2 separate regions of the Homo sapiens genome follow, and region 1 is linked to region 2. A link is a contact called in ENCODE Hi-C or POLR2A ChIA-PET data. All regions are on one chromosome and are shown on one strand. The core of a region is the stretch at or near the end of the contact, and the rest is flanking DNA. Distances in the headings are between cores, read along the strand shown. Region 1 overlaps CYB5B (cytochrome b5 type B). Region 2 holds the start of PDF (peptide deformylase, mitochondrial).

Region 1 (7,065 bases), core at 278-2,777, 130 kb before region 2:
ATTTCCAAGAAAAACAATCATTTGAAGACTGGCATTGCAGATAACAAAACAGTATTACCTGGTACTGGCTTCTCTGTCAGTAGGTATTTTCAGTGGAAACAGAACCTCAAACCTGGCTACCCCGTTCCCACTTCACAGCCATTAAAACACAGCCTTGCTTTTTGCATTTCACGATTATCAAATGAACGATTCACTTCACGAAAAGAACAGTGAGGAGAATCCTGGAGAACCACGGAACTCCCCACCACGTTATGCTAAACACACCATTAGCACAGACACGGGAGACTGTCATGCTTCTGAAATCCTTTTCTTCCAGAACACCTGAGGATTACAAAACCAACACTTCTACTTAAAAAACACCTTTTTAAATTAAAAATAATAAGTGTAGTCGGGGCAAGAAAAGGAAAACAGTGTCTTTATTGTGTGTAGTTCTAACAAACGTTCACTGTGTGCGCATTCCAGCAGAAAGAGACAAAGATCTTTGTTCAAAATATTCTGAAAAAGGTAAACTAACTGCATTATTGAATACACAAAAGGAATGTTACCGTTACTTGTTCATAGTCAAAGGTGAAGTTAAAAAAAAAGGGAAGTTAAATAACTGAAGTAATGGTTTGCCCAAATAGCAAACGTAGGATACAAGCGTGGGCAAAGAGCAGCTACTGAAGCTCATGAGGAGGATGCTGGATATAGGGTAGGTAACTTGACAAATGCCTCTGCTTCTTTGGAACCTTCTTCCTAGATCACCCCCACAAATTCCAAACCTGGCTCTTTCAGAGCACAACAGCCAAATGTAACTAAACTCCTCATTACTTCTGTGATATTTGGCAACAGAATAAGATAGTTTAAAAAAAAATCAATTTCTTGTTGAGACAAGACATGTCTGAATCCATTTCTCTTGGGGTAGGAGGAGGTAATGAACATTAACGTTCTGCATCTCAATCTCCTAAAATGGAATTTAACCAGATAGATATCGCTTGAGATTTTAAAGCAGGAGATACCATAAGTAATGATACTCCAGGCCTGTAAAGCATTTTTCATTGTCCCACATTGCAGCTAAATGAGTATAAACTCGACAGTGTTCTGATTTCACAACATATGCATTTATGACAACTGCTAAAACAACTTTACAGGCTCAAACGATAGGTTCCAAGGGATTTTTGTTTTTGCTTAAGCAGTCTTGAAGAGATCTAAACACAAGATAAACTTTGACCCCACCACTCTGTTATCTTTACAAATGCAGAAGTCATTTGGAAACCAAAACCAATTGCTGAGTAGGGGCTGAGGAATTTTGGTGTCATTTCAAACTAGACTCTACTGAGGCAGGTTTAAACCCTGGCTCTCAGGCCAGGGGCAGTGGTACCAACACCCTCTATTTCGGTAGCATGAAACTTCTCTCACCTCCTCCTTCGTGTCCAGCAGCCATGATGTGTACAGTACAGTTTGCAGCAGCAGCAGCAGCAGCAGCTAGTCTTCCTCAGGAATAAACAACCGAACACCCCAGAGACCAGCTCCAGGTGGCACTGTCAGCCAATGGGGACTGGCTCCACTTGCTCTCCAGAGGGTTTTTCACCAGCTACCCATGTCAAGACTGTTTTGTGAATTCAAGTCTACTTCCTAAAAAAAAGGTCCTTTTGGATGGATTTGGCTAGTGTGCTATACTACTTTATTGTATAGAAAAACCTCTGCAAACTCTCACACAAGATTTAGCTTTCACCTGGCTGTTTTTGTAGGCAACAAAATAACAGTAAATGGACCCCAAAGTGATTTTCCAGATACAAAGTGACATCACATCGGCAGTAGTTCAGAAGAAGCCCTGGGTACTGGGGGATTTCATGGGTGGAAGAGACAAAGTCTAATTATCTTTTCCTCTGGCTCTCAGCAAAAAACAAGTGCAGATGTAAACAGGAAAAGAAAACCAATGTGAAGTAGAAAAACATACCTTTTGCATTGGCATTTACCTTAAAAATAACAAAAACACCAATTTTACTTAAGATGGTAGTTCTTTAACATTTCTTATAAGCCAGATGTTTTTCATTCAATTTCGGACATTGCCAACACACTTTTACAACTGATTCAAGTTATCTTCAGGCTTGGCTTTAGTTTGAATGTTCCCTTTCAAGCTCCTCAATACTCCTCTGTTCTTTACTTTTACCCCAATGTACTCCAATAATCACGCAATTTATTTATTACAGGCAATCATATACCAATCCTTCCTTGCCTTTAAATAGAGAAGCATCAAGTCATACCACTTTTGTTAAATAATAACCAAAGTTTTTTTCAATATTGTCTTAAAAGTAGCATCTTATAATGCATACAAACATTTTTCTAAAGATAAAAGCTTTACTAAACCCATATCCCTGATAATAAAAGTCAGCCAGAAATCTCCTAAAATTACTCCCAAATATATCCAAGTGTGCAAGTACAAGGTTAATATTATTTTGATGAATTCTGTATTCATTCAACTGCTAAATCACAGGATACAAGACCTGGGTTGAACTTTTTCTTAAATAGTTTACATGGGCAGTCCCTGGTTTGCTGGGCAGTTTCCTGTCTCATCAAATCCCTGGCAAGCTGGGAGGGAGGGAGGAGATGCTGAGCAGCCTCTATGGTCCTTCTTGAACCAAGCTGCTCCCTGCTGGATATGACAATGGCTCAGAAGCAGACTAGCAATTCTCAAAGGACAGGGAGAAAAATCACCACAGTTGCTGGCAGAAAACAGCCAGTGTACTATTTATTTCCTCAAGTGCTTCCATGGGGGAAAAAATAAAAGTCTAATATGCCAGAGAAATCATCATTGAACCAATAAGACACAGTAACATAATTCTAGTAACCTACTTCTCAATGAACACACATCTGAGAAAAAAACCGCCAGTATTTTATTCTCATGGAAAAACAGAACAAACCCACAAGTTGGAGTCACGGAGATAAAATACAGATGAAATGGAAAACGGTCTGTTGTCATGAACTCTCACTTTCAAATACCATTTTATATGGAAGTTACTTTACTGCGGGGCAAACAGAAGGCCATGCTGGAGTCTCTTACTTTTGGAAAATGGAGAATCAAAAATTTGCTAATCAACAAACAAAAAAGGAGGGAAACTCCTTGGTAAAGCTCTACAAACATAATTATACATTTATATTTTACCAATAAAAGATAGCTAGGGTAGAAAAAACAGATGGTTAGAAACTGGTGCCAAACCAAAGTGAAAGCTTTGGTGCCTTCTCTAAACTCCTATCCTGTTTCTTTAGAAAACACCAGTTTTCTAAAGAAAGATTACTCTGAATTCACCAGGGTTCTATCACCCCAATTCATCCCTACCTTTCCACCCCCAAGACACGAAAGGGCCATGTAGTTTTTTGTCCGGCACCACTTGGGAAGGGGCTGGGCTCAGGGGCTGGGAAGAGCTACCTGCTGCCCTAGCTTGAAAGGGAGGAGGTGGCCACACCATTCTTTGTATTTTTATCACGCACATAAAAGAACAAAAATCATTTGGCAGTTTTAAGTTTAATAGGTGCAAACCTTTACTTCAGGAATTAAACCCCTTATGATAAATAAAAGAATTAAATCAGATTTTTTTTTAATACAGATAGGGGTCTCGCTATGTTGCCCAGGCTGGTCTTGAACTCTTGGCCTCAAGCGATCTTCCCACCTTGGCCTCCCAAAGTGCCAGGATTACAGGCCTGAGCCACCACACCTAGCCCTAAATCAGAATTTTTTAAAAAAAATTTACTTAAAAGAAAAATGGAAAAATAAAACTTTCAACACTAGACTGCCGCCCTGTTAAGAATGTCTAATATGCAATCAAAGTATTGGAAAGCAGGCATTTTTACCAAAGAGCAATGTCACTATAACTTATGAACAGAAAGTTGTGAAATATAAGGGTACTCATGGAAACCAGTGAAGAGAGGAAACACCGGCAATTGTTCAACACGGAACAGTGAGCAGGTACTTTGGGAGTAAGGCTCTGAGAGATGGAAGACGCTGGTCTCAGATCTGAGGTGATGTCTGGCCAATCGTCTTGGCTCCAAGGGGGAAGAATGCAACTGGCAGGATTCGAGGAGAGGGCACTTCTGCAGCCCCCAAGCAAGTCTCTAGTTTTCGCCCCAAAGTGGATGCACTTTCTAACTTCAGCAAGGCCTCCTCAGGAGGATTTGCTTTCCGATGTGTAGTAGCGGTACAGGAAACCTAAGAGAACAGCGCCTATGATGGGTAAAATCCAATATGCCCAGCAACTAGGAATAGGGGGAGAAAGCAATAAAGTTGTTAATATTTTAAGCCAAATGTTCACTATCTTTCAGCTTTCACATGTTTTTATATAGGCAAGGAGTTTTTATTTACTTTGGGAAATTTAACTGCTTTTATCACAAAGTAGTTGGGGAAAAATATTTGAATTGGAGTGACAATATTACAAAGTAATTTTTTAAAAGGTTAAAAACAACCAATAGTATGATATCAAATAAGATGTCTTTAAATGCCTCTATATGTGTTTCTACAAAGTCATATAGTGGTTATTTCTGAGTTAGGGATTATGGATACTCTCACATTTTCTTCATTGTGCTTTTGCTTTTCACGTATTCTACAATTAAACATTTTTAAACAGGAAAAAACACCATTATGTATGTGACATTTCATATATGTATAAAAACATATCCATCCCAATATAAATTTGGAAGTAATCATATCTAATATAACTACCAGAAATATCCTATCTGCTTCATATGTATTTTAAAGATTTAATCCTTATGAAATAGGATAACCTACGAAATAGGGTTATTATTCTCATCTCATACAAGGGAAATATAAGCTTTGCACCCCAAATCCCAAAGCTAGAAAGGCAGCTGGACAGTCTGATTCCAAACCCATCCTCTTAATCCCTAGTTAAGTTTGGACACTAATAAGGATACACATACACACAAAGCATATACAGTTCTAACAGGGTGAAGCAAATGGCAGCTTCAAAAGTACTGCAAGAGACCTTCCTTAGGAGCTTCAGAACAGTCATCATTCTCCTTAACATAATAATTCTTTAATAGAACTTATTAGCACACTAGTTTTAAGGTATAATTCTTCCATGATCCAAATGACCCGGCTGCCCCTCTACTTAAGACATATGAGTCTTGGTATTAAAAGGTTTTGAAGTCAATAAAACGAGCTGAAGTTCATAAGAAAAATGATTCTCTTTGCCTAAACATGCCTAGCACTCTGTATGCTTACGTACAGCAGAAAGCTACTCTGGACTAGTTTAGAATATCAGCCAGGTAGCTTTGTTTACAAAACCAAGCAATATGGCACGTATAACAGCAATATGCACATGGGAACTCTGAAGTAATCTCCTGATAAGAGTAATGAATTCAGACTCCTTGAAGAGTAACCGCAAGAGACTGAAGAATCCAAAAGTAGGATCCTTGAGAAAACATTGAAGGAGAAAATTTCTTTCTTTCTTTCTTTTTTTTTTTTTTGAGACGGAGTCTCATTGTCACCCAGGCCGGAGTGCGGTGGCGCGATCTTGGCTCACTGCAAGCTCCACCTCTGGGGTTCACGCCATTCTTCTGTCTCAGCCCGTCCTCGTGATCCACCCACCTCGGCCTCCCAGTTTGCTGAGACTACAGGCATGAGCCACCACGCCGGCCAGAAAATTTCTTTAGTACAAAAGACTGAGAATGGTTGACACCAATCCTCACATAATCTTTCCTAATACTTAACTGCCACTGAGGAGAGAACCAGAGGAAATACATTTATACTGCATCACAGGAGATTCAGGTTCAACAATAACTTCCTACCATAAGACAGATTTTTCTTCTTGGAGATCCATCTAGACTACTACATGTTTGTGATTCCTTTATTTTTATTGTTTTGTAGTATTCCATTGTATGAATATACCACAATTTATTAGGGTTGTCTCTGATGTTTGAATATCTCGAATAACACTGCTATGAACATTCTTGCATATATTTCTGGGTGTACCTGGGCACACATTTCTATCAAGTATATCATTAGAAATGGAATTGCTGGGTCAAAAGTTAAGTCATCCTATCAAATTTACTAGATAATGCCAAACTGTTTTCCAAAGTGATTATACTCATTTACATTACCCTAGGAGTGCTTAAGAGTCGGTGATAAACTTTCCAACCAACTCTTATTTGCAAAATTTTTAATTTTTACCAATCTGGTTAGGTATGAAATATACCTATGATTTTAATTCACATATCACTAATGATGAATGAGATTAAACCTCATTTCCATATGTTTACATTTGTGTTTCCTTTTCTGTAAAGTGCTTAAATCTTTTTCTCATATTCTACTGAGGTTTTAAAAAACTGATTTGTAGGAATTCTTTATATCTTCTACCTAATAATTCTTTATCAGTTTTATGCTTTGCTTAAGTCTAAGTTTTATAGCATAAGCATAAGGTTTGGTTTTTTTTTTTGAGATGGAGTTTCGTTCTCGTTGCCCAGGCTGGAGTGCAATGGAGCGATCTTGGCTCACTGCAACCTCCACCTCCCAAGGTTCAAGCGATTCTCCTGCCTTGGCCTCCCAAAGCTCGCACCACCATGCCCAGCTAATTTTGTATTTTTAGCAGAGATGGGGTTTCGCCATGTTGTCCAGGCTGGTCTCGAACTCCTGACCTCATGATCCACCCGCCTCAGCCTCCCAAAGTGCTGGGATTACAAGCGTGAGCCACCGCGCCCGGCCCTGCATAAGCATAAGTTTTGTTTAAAATCTGCAATTTTGTGGCTTGTATTTTCAAAATTTTTATGCAGCATTTCGCTGATCCTAAGCCCTTAATATTAAGGAAACTAAATTTACTAATAGTTTGTAATTTTTTATACTGTGTCCGTTACCTCAAGTAATAGATCTGATACTTTATGGGAAAAAAAGACATATTTTCTTTCTCTGAAATACTTCGAGATGTCCAAAAAATAGAATGGCTAGCTCTATATAATCTCCACAAAGATACTGTACAAGCCAAGGATTCCACAGTCATTTTAGATAGAGGCACTTAAGGTAAGGCAATTTATAACTTTCAGAGCTAATACTAATGAATTACTAATATTAATGCCAAG
Region 2 (7,058 bases), core at 3,175-5,674:
CTGTGAATGAGAGTGCCATCTTCCATGGCTGGGTGCTACAGAAGGTCTCACAATTCCTGCAGGTGCTGGAGACCGACCTTTACCGGGGCATAGGCGGCCACCTGGACTCTCTGCTGGGCCAGTGCATGTACTTTGGGCTGTCCTTCAGCCGGGTGGGAGCTGATTTCCGGGGTCAGTTGGCTCCTGTTTTCCAGCGGGTGGCCATCAGCACTTTCCAGAAAGCAATTCAGGAAACAGTGGAGAAATTCCAGGAAGAAATGAACTCCTACATGCTCATCTCGGCTCCAGCCATCCTGGGCACCAGTAACATGCCTGCTGCTGTGCCAGCCACCCAGCCGGGGACGCTGCAGCCACCCATGGTGCTCCTAGATTTCCCACCCCTCGCCTGCTTTCTCAACAATATTCTGGTTGCCTTCAATGATCTGCGCCTCTGCTGCCCTGTGGCCCTGGCGCAGGATGTGACTGGGGCCTTGGAAGATGCCCTTGCCAAGGTGAGCACATTCTGTTGGTTTTCTGCTACCCTGGGCCTTCTCTGGTAATGGGTGGCCAGATTTTTGTAATAAACCCGTCTATTTGACGGTGTCTGCTGACATGGAGAGGTCTAGTGTGGTTTTGGAGGTTCTCCTGATTGAGAAGCTCTGGCCAGTTGCCCTTCATGGGACCTAGGACAGTCCATGAAGTGATTTGCCTATAGTAACAATTCGGTAATACACGTATTAGCTTTCTAGTGCTGCATAACAAATTTCCACAAACTTAGTAGCTTCCAGCAACACATTTATTACCTTCCAGTTTTGGTGGGTCAGGAGTCCAGGCACAGCACAACCGGGTCCTCTCTGCTCAGGGTCTTACAGGGTTGCCATCAAGGTGTTGGCTGGACTATGGCCTCATCTGGAGGTTGGGGCTCCATTTCAGACTCATGCAAGTTGGCAGGGGTCAGTTCTTTGCAATTGCAGAACTGAAGCCTCAGCTCCTAGAGGCTGTCCACTCCATAGGCAGCTGACAACATGGCTGTTTGCTTCCTCAAGGCCAGCAGGAGAGCTACTCTCTTGAGTCTCTTCTTTTAGGTACCTCCTTTTAAAAACTTCATTTGATTAAGTCAGATGATTAGGGACTTTAATTACATCTACAAAACCCTTTACCTTTAGCATATTCTTTTATTTTTATTGTTAAAAGTGTTTTATTTTACAGAGAGATAGTGTCTCCCTATGTTGCCTAGGCTGGTCTCAAACTCCTGGACTCAAGTGATCCTCCTGCTACAGACCCTCAAAGTGTGGGATTACAGGTGTGAGTCACTTGAACTTGGGAAGTCCAGCATCAGAGTCTGTGTTCTTACCCTGTCGCTATGCCACATATCTGTAGTGTCAGCTAGGCTGCTCTGTTGGTTTTGAAACTTCTCTTTCCTAGCTGTTTTCTTACAGTTTTCCAGTGGTTCTAGCTTTCTGAAACCTCGGGGCTTAGTAGAAAGCTTGTATAGTTTTGCTTCATTTTCCTGGATCCAGCACAGTTCTGGTTGGTCCTCCGTGGAAGTTAAGAACCATGTATTGGGCCGGGCGCAGTGGCTCACGCCTGTAATGCCAACACTTTGGGAGGCTGAGGTAGGAGGATCTCTTGAAGCCAGGGGCTCCAGACCAGCCTGGGCAACAAAGCAAGACCCTGTCTCTACAAAAAATTTTAAAACTTAGCCAGACGTGATGGTGCACGCCTGTAGTCCCAGCTACTTGGGAGGCTAAGGTGGGAGTATCCCTTGAGCCCAGGAGTTTGAAGCTACAGTGAGCTGATTGTGCCGCTACACTCCAGCTTAGGTGACAGAGCAAAATCCTGTCTCTAAAAAAAAAAAAAAAAAAACCAAAACCATGTATTCTCTCTATAGTTTTATGACACTCCTCCACTGGAACCGGAAACTATACCCGTAATGTAACAAGTTGGGTCTGAACTTCACATTAATAAAGTGACACAATTGTGGACAATGACCATAATTCTGAGTTTAAATGAGACAGTAAAATAATGTACTGTTAAATTACTTTGTTCAGGAAAACTGGAGGGGCATACATTTTTTTGCCTAGTTTCATGCACTGCTGTCCCAGTGGTGATAGGCTGTCCCAGTAATTGACGGTGCCCTTGTCTCTTAGGTAACTAAAATAATCCTGGCCTTCCATCGCGCTGAAGAGGCTGCCTTCAGCAGCGGGGAGCAAGAGCTCTTTGTCCAGTTCTGCACTGTCTTCCTGGAAGACCTTGTTCCGTATTTAAATCGCTGTCTCCAAGTCCTTTTTCCACCAGCTCAGATAGCACAGACTTTAGGTAAGAGAATGAAAATTCTGTAAACTGCCTTACTGATGTGTAATTCACATACTAAATAATTCATCCATTTGTGTAAGTCAGTGTTTTTTAGTAAATATGAATCCAATTTTAGAATATTTCCATCACTCCAAAAAGATCCTTCATGCACGTTTGTAGTCATTCCTCGACAGCATCCTTAGTCCCTGGCAACCTACTTTCTGTTGCCATAGATTTGCCTCTTCTGGACATTTCATAAAAATGGAATCATACATTATGTGGCTGTATCTGGCTAAGCGGAAGAAGCCAGTCACAAAAGAACTACATACGTATGATTCCATTTATGTGAAATATCTAGAGAAATGGTTTTTACAGTCTTTTTTTTTTTTGAGGCGGAGTCTCGCTGTGTTGCCAGGCTGGAGTGCAGTGGCACAGTCTTGGCTCACTGCAACCTCCACCTCCCGGGTTCAAGCAATTCTCCTGCCTCAGCCTCCCGAGTAGCTGGGACTACAGACTCGCACCACCACGCCCAGCTAATTTTTGTGTTTTAGTAGAGACGGGGTTTCACCATGTTGGCCAGGATGGTCTCTATCTCTTGACCTGTGATCCGCCCACCTCGGCCTCCCAAAGTGCTCGGATTACAGGCGTGAGCCACCACGCCCGTCCTAAAGTCTTTTTTCCAATTCACTTTCACGTCCTTGTCCCTTTGTGGTAGGAGAGGGGCTTGGTTGAGGCACAGCTTCCCAAAGGGCAATGGGTCAGTGCATCACACGTGCAAAGCCTGGCTGCCCTCTGCTTTTTCCCTGGTGCTGCCTGAGGTCTGGGTTCCTGCTGCAGGCACCCTACACTGCTGTTCCGTTACGTTCTGCTTCACAGTATAGCTTCCCATTCCCTGTAACAAAGGTGGTTTTTGCTGTATTAAAACATAGTAATTGATGGCTGGGCGCAGTGGCTCATGCCTGTAATCCCAGCACTTTGGGAGGCCGAGGCGGATGGATCACCTGAGGTTGGGAGTTTGAGACCAGCCTGGCCAACATAGTAACTCCGTCTCTACTAAAAATACAAAAATTAGCCTGGCATGGTGGCGGGCGCCTGTAATCCCAGCTACCACGGAGGCTGAGGCATGAGAACTGTTTGAACCTGGGAGGCAGAGGTTGCAGTGAGCAGCAATCACGCCACTGCACTCCAGCCTGGGCGACAGAGCGAGACTGTCTCAAAAAAAAAAATAGTAATGGCTCGTTTTTTTTCCCTTAAATTTCCTTTTTTTTTTTTTTTTTTTTTTTTGAGACGGAGTTTTGCTCTTGTGGCCCAGGCTGGAGTGCAATGGCGCGATCTCGGCTAACTGCAATCTCCACCTCCTAGGTTCAAGCGATTCTCCTGCCTTAGCCTTCCCAAGTAGCTGGGATTACAGGCCTGCGCCACCAAGCCCGGCTAATGTTGTATTTTTAAGAGAGATGGGATTTCTCCGTGTGGGTCAGGCTGGTCTCGAATTCCTGACCTCAGGTGATCCGCCCCCCCCTCCCCGGCCTCCCAAAGTGCTGGGATTACAGGCGTGAGCCACCGCGCCCGGCCTCCCTTAAATTTCTATATTGAGTTTTATTAGTAACTGTTTTCCATTTTGCTTTCCCCACGTCTGGGTTAGGCATTCCTCCCACTCAGCTCTCCAAGTACGGTAACCTAGGGCATGTGAACATCGGCGCCATTCAGGAGCCCCTCGCCTTTATCCTGCCAAAGAGAGAGACGCTTTTCACCCTGGATGACCAGGCGCTGGGGCCCGAGCTCACAGCTCCAGCACCAGAGCCTCCCGCCGAGGAGCCACGCCTGGAGCCCGCGGGCCCAGCCTGCCCGGAGGGAGGGCGAGCGGAGACGCAGGCCGAACCGCCCAGCGTGGGGCCCTAGCCGGCGTCCCCTGCCTCCAGAACGCGGTGCGTGAGGTTCCCGGCGCGGGGTGGCCAGGACTGCCTCGCCCTGGAAGGTCCGGGGCGGGTTCGGGAGGCGGGAAGGCGCTCCCGGGAGGAGAGCGGAAGGGGGCGGTGCTCACTGCCAGTCTAAGCAGGAAGGCGGGGATCCAGTCGCGGCTTCGCTGTGTGCTGGCCGACGGCGCTTCCCGGCGTGCCCCGCGCTGCGGCCGGAAGGGGCGGGCCGGGTCACTGTTAAGGGGGCCGCCATGGCCCGGCTGTGGGGCGCGCTGAGTCTTTGGCCACTGTGGGCGGCCGTGCCGTGGGGCGGGGCGGCAGCCGTCGGTGTCCGGGCTTGCAGCTCCACGGCCGCCCCGGACGGCGTCGAGGGCCCGGCGCTGCGGCGCTCCTATTGGCGCCACCTGAGGCGTCTGGTGCTGGGTCCTCCCGAACCGCCGTTCTCGCACGTGTGCCAAGTCGGGGACCCGGTGCTGCGCGGCGTGGCGGCCCCGGTGGAGCGGGCGCAGCTAGGCGGGCCCGAGCTGCAGCGGCTGACGCAACGGCTGGTCCAGGTGATGCGGCGGCGGCGCTGCGTGGGCCTAAGCGCGCCGCAGCTGGGGGTGCCGCGGCAGGTGCTGGCGCTGGAGCTCCCCGAGGCGCTGTGTCGGGAGTGCCCGCCCCGCCAGCGCGCGCTCCGCCAAATGGAGCCCTTCCCCCTGCGCGTGTTCGTGAACCCCAGCCTGCGAGTGCTTGACAGCCGCCTGGTCACCTTTCCCGAGGGCTGCGAGAGCGTCGCCGGCTTCCTGGCCTGCGTGCCCCGCTTCCAGGCGGTGCAGATCTCAGGTGCGGGCGGCGGGGACCGGGGCTGCTGGAGCAGCGCGCGCGTCTCTTCTGCCCGACTCCGCGAGAGCGCAGAAGTGGTCGCGGTTCATACGCCGGACCTCCCGCAGGAGCGAAGTGGGATGCGGGAGCGGAGAGGCCTCAGGACGGATAGAAGCTCCTGTGGGGTAGAGCCCGCTCAGATAGGACGCAGGGGCGAGGAGAGGTCCCCTAGTTCCGCTGTTACCTGACAGCCTGGCGTCTGCTTTCTGCTCCCTTGCTCTCTGAGGCAAACACGCTCTTCGGCCCCAGTTAGATCCGCCACGGTGGAGTTGGAGAAGTGGGGGTTAGCCCCCGCCAGCCTGACCCAGCCCAGGGGGCTAGGCCATTCCCCCGTGGTACCACAGGATGCCTCGCGGAATGCGGGCTCTGCTGGGGTCGGGGTGATTGTTCCTGCACAGCAAGCCCGTCGGTTCAAGATGGTCAGAAAAACAAGTGGGGTCTCAAGCTGCAGAACCTCTGTTAGGAGTTGGGAGCCCACAGGTACCTCAGAAGTGGGAGGAGTGTTCGGAAGGGTCGCACCGTAGAAAGATGATTTCTCATCTCAGCTCTACAGTGAGCTCGATAACCTAATTACCAGAGTTGGGAACCAGGTTGAACGCTTGGTAATGGACCGAGATGAGGGACGTTTTCCAGTTAGAAGAGGAGCTGCTGTCTACATTTGCCATCTGCTGTTGCCTCTTGTCAATGGGAACAGCCAGGACCGGGGGCAGGGGTAGGGAGGTTGAGGATGATGCAGTTCAGCTGTTCCCACTCACCAGGGCTGTAACTTCCTTTGCAGGGCTGGACCCCAATGGAGAACAGGTGGTGTGGCAGGCGAGCGGGTGGGCAGCCCGCATCATCCAGCACGAGATGGACCACCTGCAGGGCTGCCTGTTTATTGACAAAATGGACAGCAGGACGTTCACAAACGTCTATTGGATGAAGGTGAATGACTAAAGCTTTGCTACTGGGGCTGAGGATTCCGGATACCAAGACGCAAACACTTTCACTTTGAGCTGGGCAAATCTTACTTGGCATCAACTTGGATGGCTCGCATATGACAGGAAACTGGATTGCCAAGGCATGGCAGACTGAGCTGGAGGAAGATGTCAGAAATGTTTGCCCTGAAATCAGTTACGGACAAAATGTTGGCTACAACTTGAGGAGAAAAATCACCCCCAAAGGAGTGGACATTTCCTAACAATTCTGTATGGAGGAAGGTGGGGTAATTGCATTCGTCTGCAGTAGACACGAGTTCCTCGGACCTGTATAATCTCCCAAAGCCAAGGTTTGGTAATAATGTAGTCCCCAAATACCTGAAAGCTGTCTTTAAAAATGCAGGTAAGCATGTGACTGGCCATTTGTGCCGAGTTCTTATTTTTACGGAGGGCTTGTGGCCTTAGACGCCAGTTTGCTTATGGAAATGAAAGAGAATAGTCCCTGTTCAAGGATGTGTTTCATGACAGCACGAGTGTAAATGAGTGCCCACACATTTTAACAGCCTTGGGCAGGATTTTGCTGCTGAGATCCCTAGAGCAGCTGGTTCTTGGCTCATTCTTGGGGTAGAGGCCGTGGATCAGGGCTGGGGGCAGGGGTGACAATTGAGAAGTGCACTGAGCCCTTTCCTGTTAACAATTGGGCATAGAAAGCAGGATTAGTACTTCCTGGTTATACACTTATTTTGTAAAAATAGAATTAATATCACAGCAACCAATGTGTAGGTTTAAGAAAGTGGCCAGGTGCAGTGGTTCACGCCTGTAATCCCAGCACTTTGGGAGGGCGGGGCGGGTGGATCACGAGGTCAGGAGCTCAAGACCAGCCTGGCCAAGATGGTGAAACCCTGTCTCTACTAAAGATACAAAAATTAGCCGGGCGTGGTGGCGAGCACCTGTAATCCCAGCTACTCGTGAAGCCAAGGCAGAGAATTACTTGAACCCAGGAGGCGGAGGTTACAGTGAGCTGAGATCACGCCACTGCACTCCATCCAGCCTGGGCGACAGAGCGAGACTCAAAAGTATGATTCTG

What was found. Hi-C counts contacts between places; a loop is a spot of excess contacts on that map. ChIA-PET counts read pairs that join two places held with the same protein, here RNA polymerase II (POLR2A). Pooled maps may share reads with other maps.
Region 1: a pooled map shows a loop between it and region 2 (2.4-fold over the local background). The contact joins the enhancer-like site here to the promoter of PDF in region 2. A Hi-C loop is called at or near these places in 1 of 168 maps with a recorded cell type or tissue (natural killer cell), 1 of 37 single-sample maps with no recorded cell type and 5 of 50 pooled maps. POLR2A ChIA-PET finds 5 or more read pairs at or near these places in 4 of 52 experiments (activated B cell, activated CD4-positive, alpha-beta T cell, activated CD8-positive, alpha-beta memory T cell and 1 more).

What each region holds. Positions count from the first base shown.
Region 1 is chr16:69,459,598-69,466,662 of GRCh38, reverse strand. It overlaps CYB5B (cytochrome b5 type B), which reads right to left. Exons shown (of 5, transcript NM_030579.3): 5 at 399-4,233. The coding sequence ends at 4,143. Among named protein-coding and RNA genes, the nearest start is that of CYB5B, 39 kb to the right of the region's middle. Within about 2 kb of position 1,527, at least 5 of the 41 ENCODE cell types and tissues checked have a DNase peak (open chromatin) inside an H3K27ac peak, as active enhancers do; they include natural killer cell, where a contact is called at or near this core.
Region 2 is chr16:69,327,954-69,335,011 of GRCh38, reverse strand. PDF (peptide deformylase, mitochondrial) reads left to right here and starts at 4,424. Exons shown (of 2, transcript NM_022341.2): 1 at 4,424-5,015; 2 at 5,833-7,058. The coding sequence starts at 4,442. The coding sequence ends at 5,990. It overlaps COG8 (component of oligomeric golgi complex 8), which reads left to right. Exons shown (of 6, transcript NM_032382.5): 3 at 1-491; 4 at 2,130-2,298; 5 at 3,917-4,199; 6 at 5,833-7,058. The coding sequence ends at 4,173. RefSeq lists enhancers at 3,115-3,762, 4,411-5,058 and silencers at 3,987-4,376, 4,407-4,786.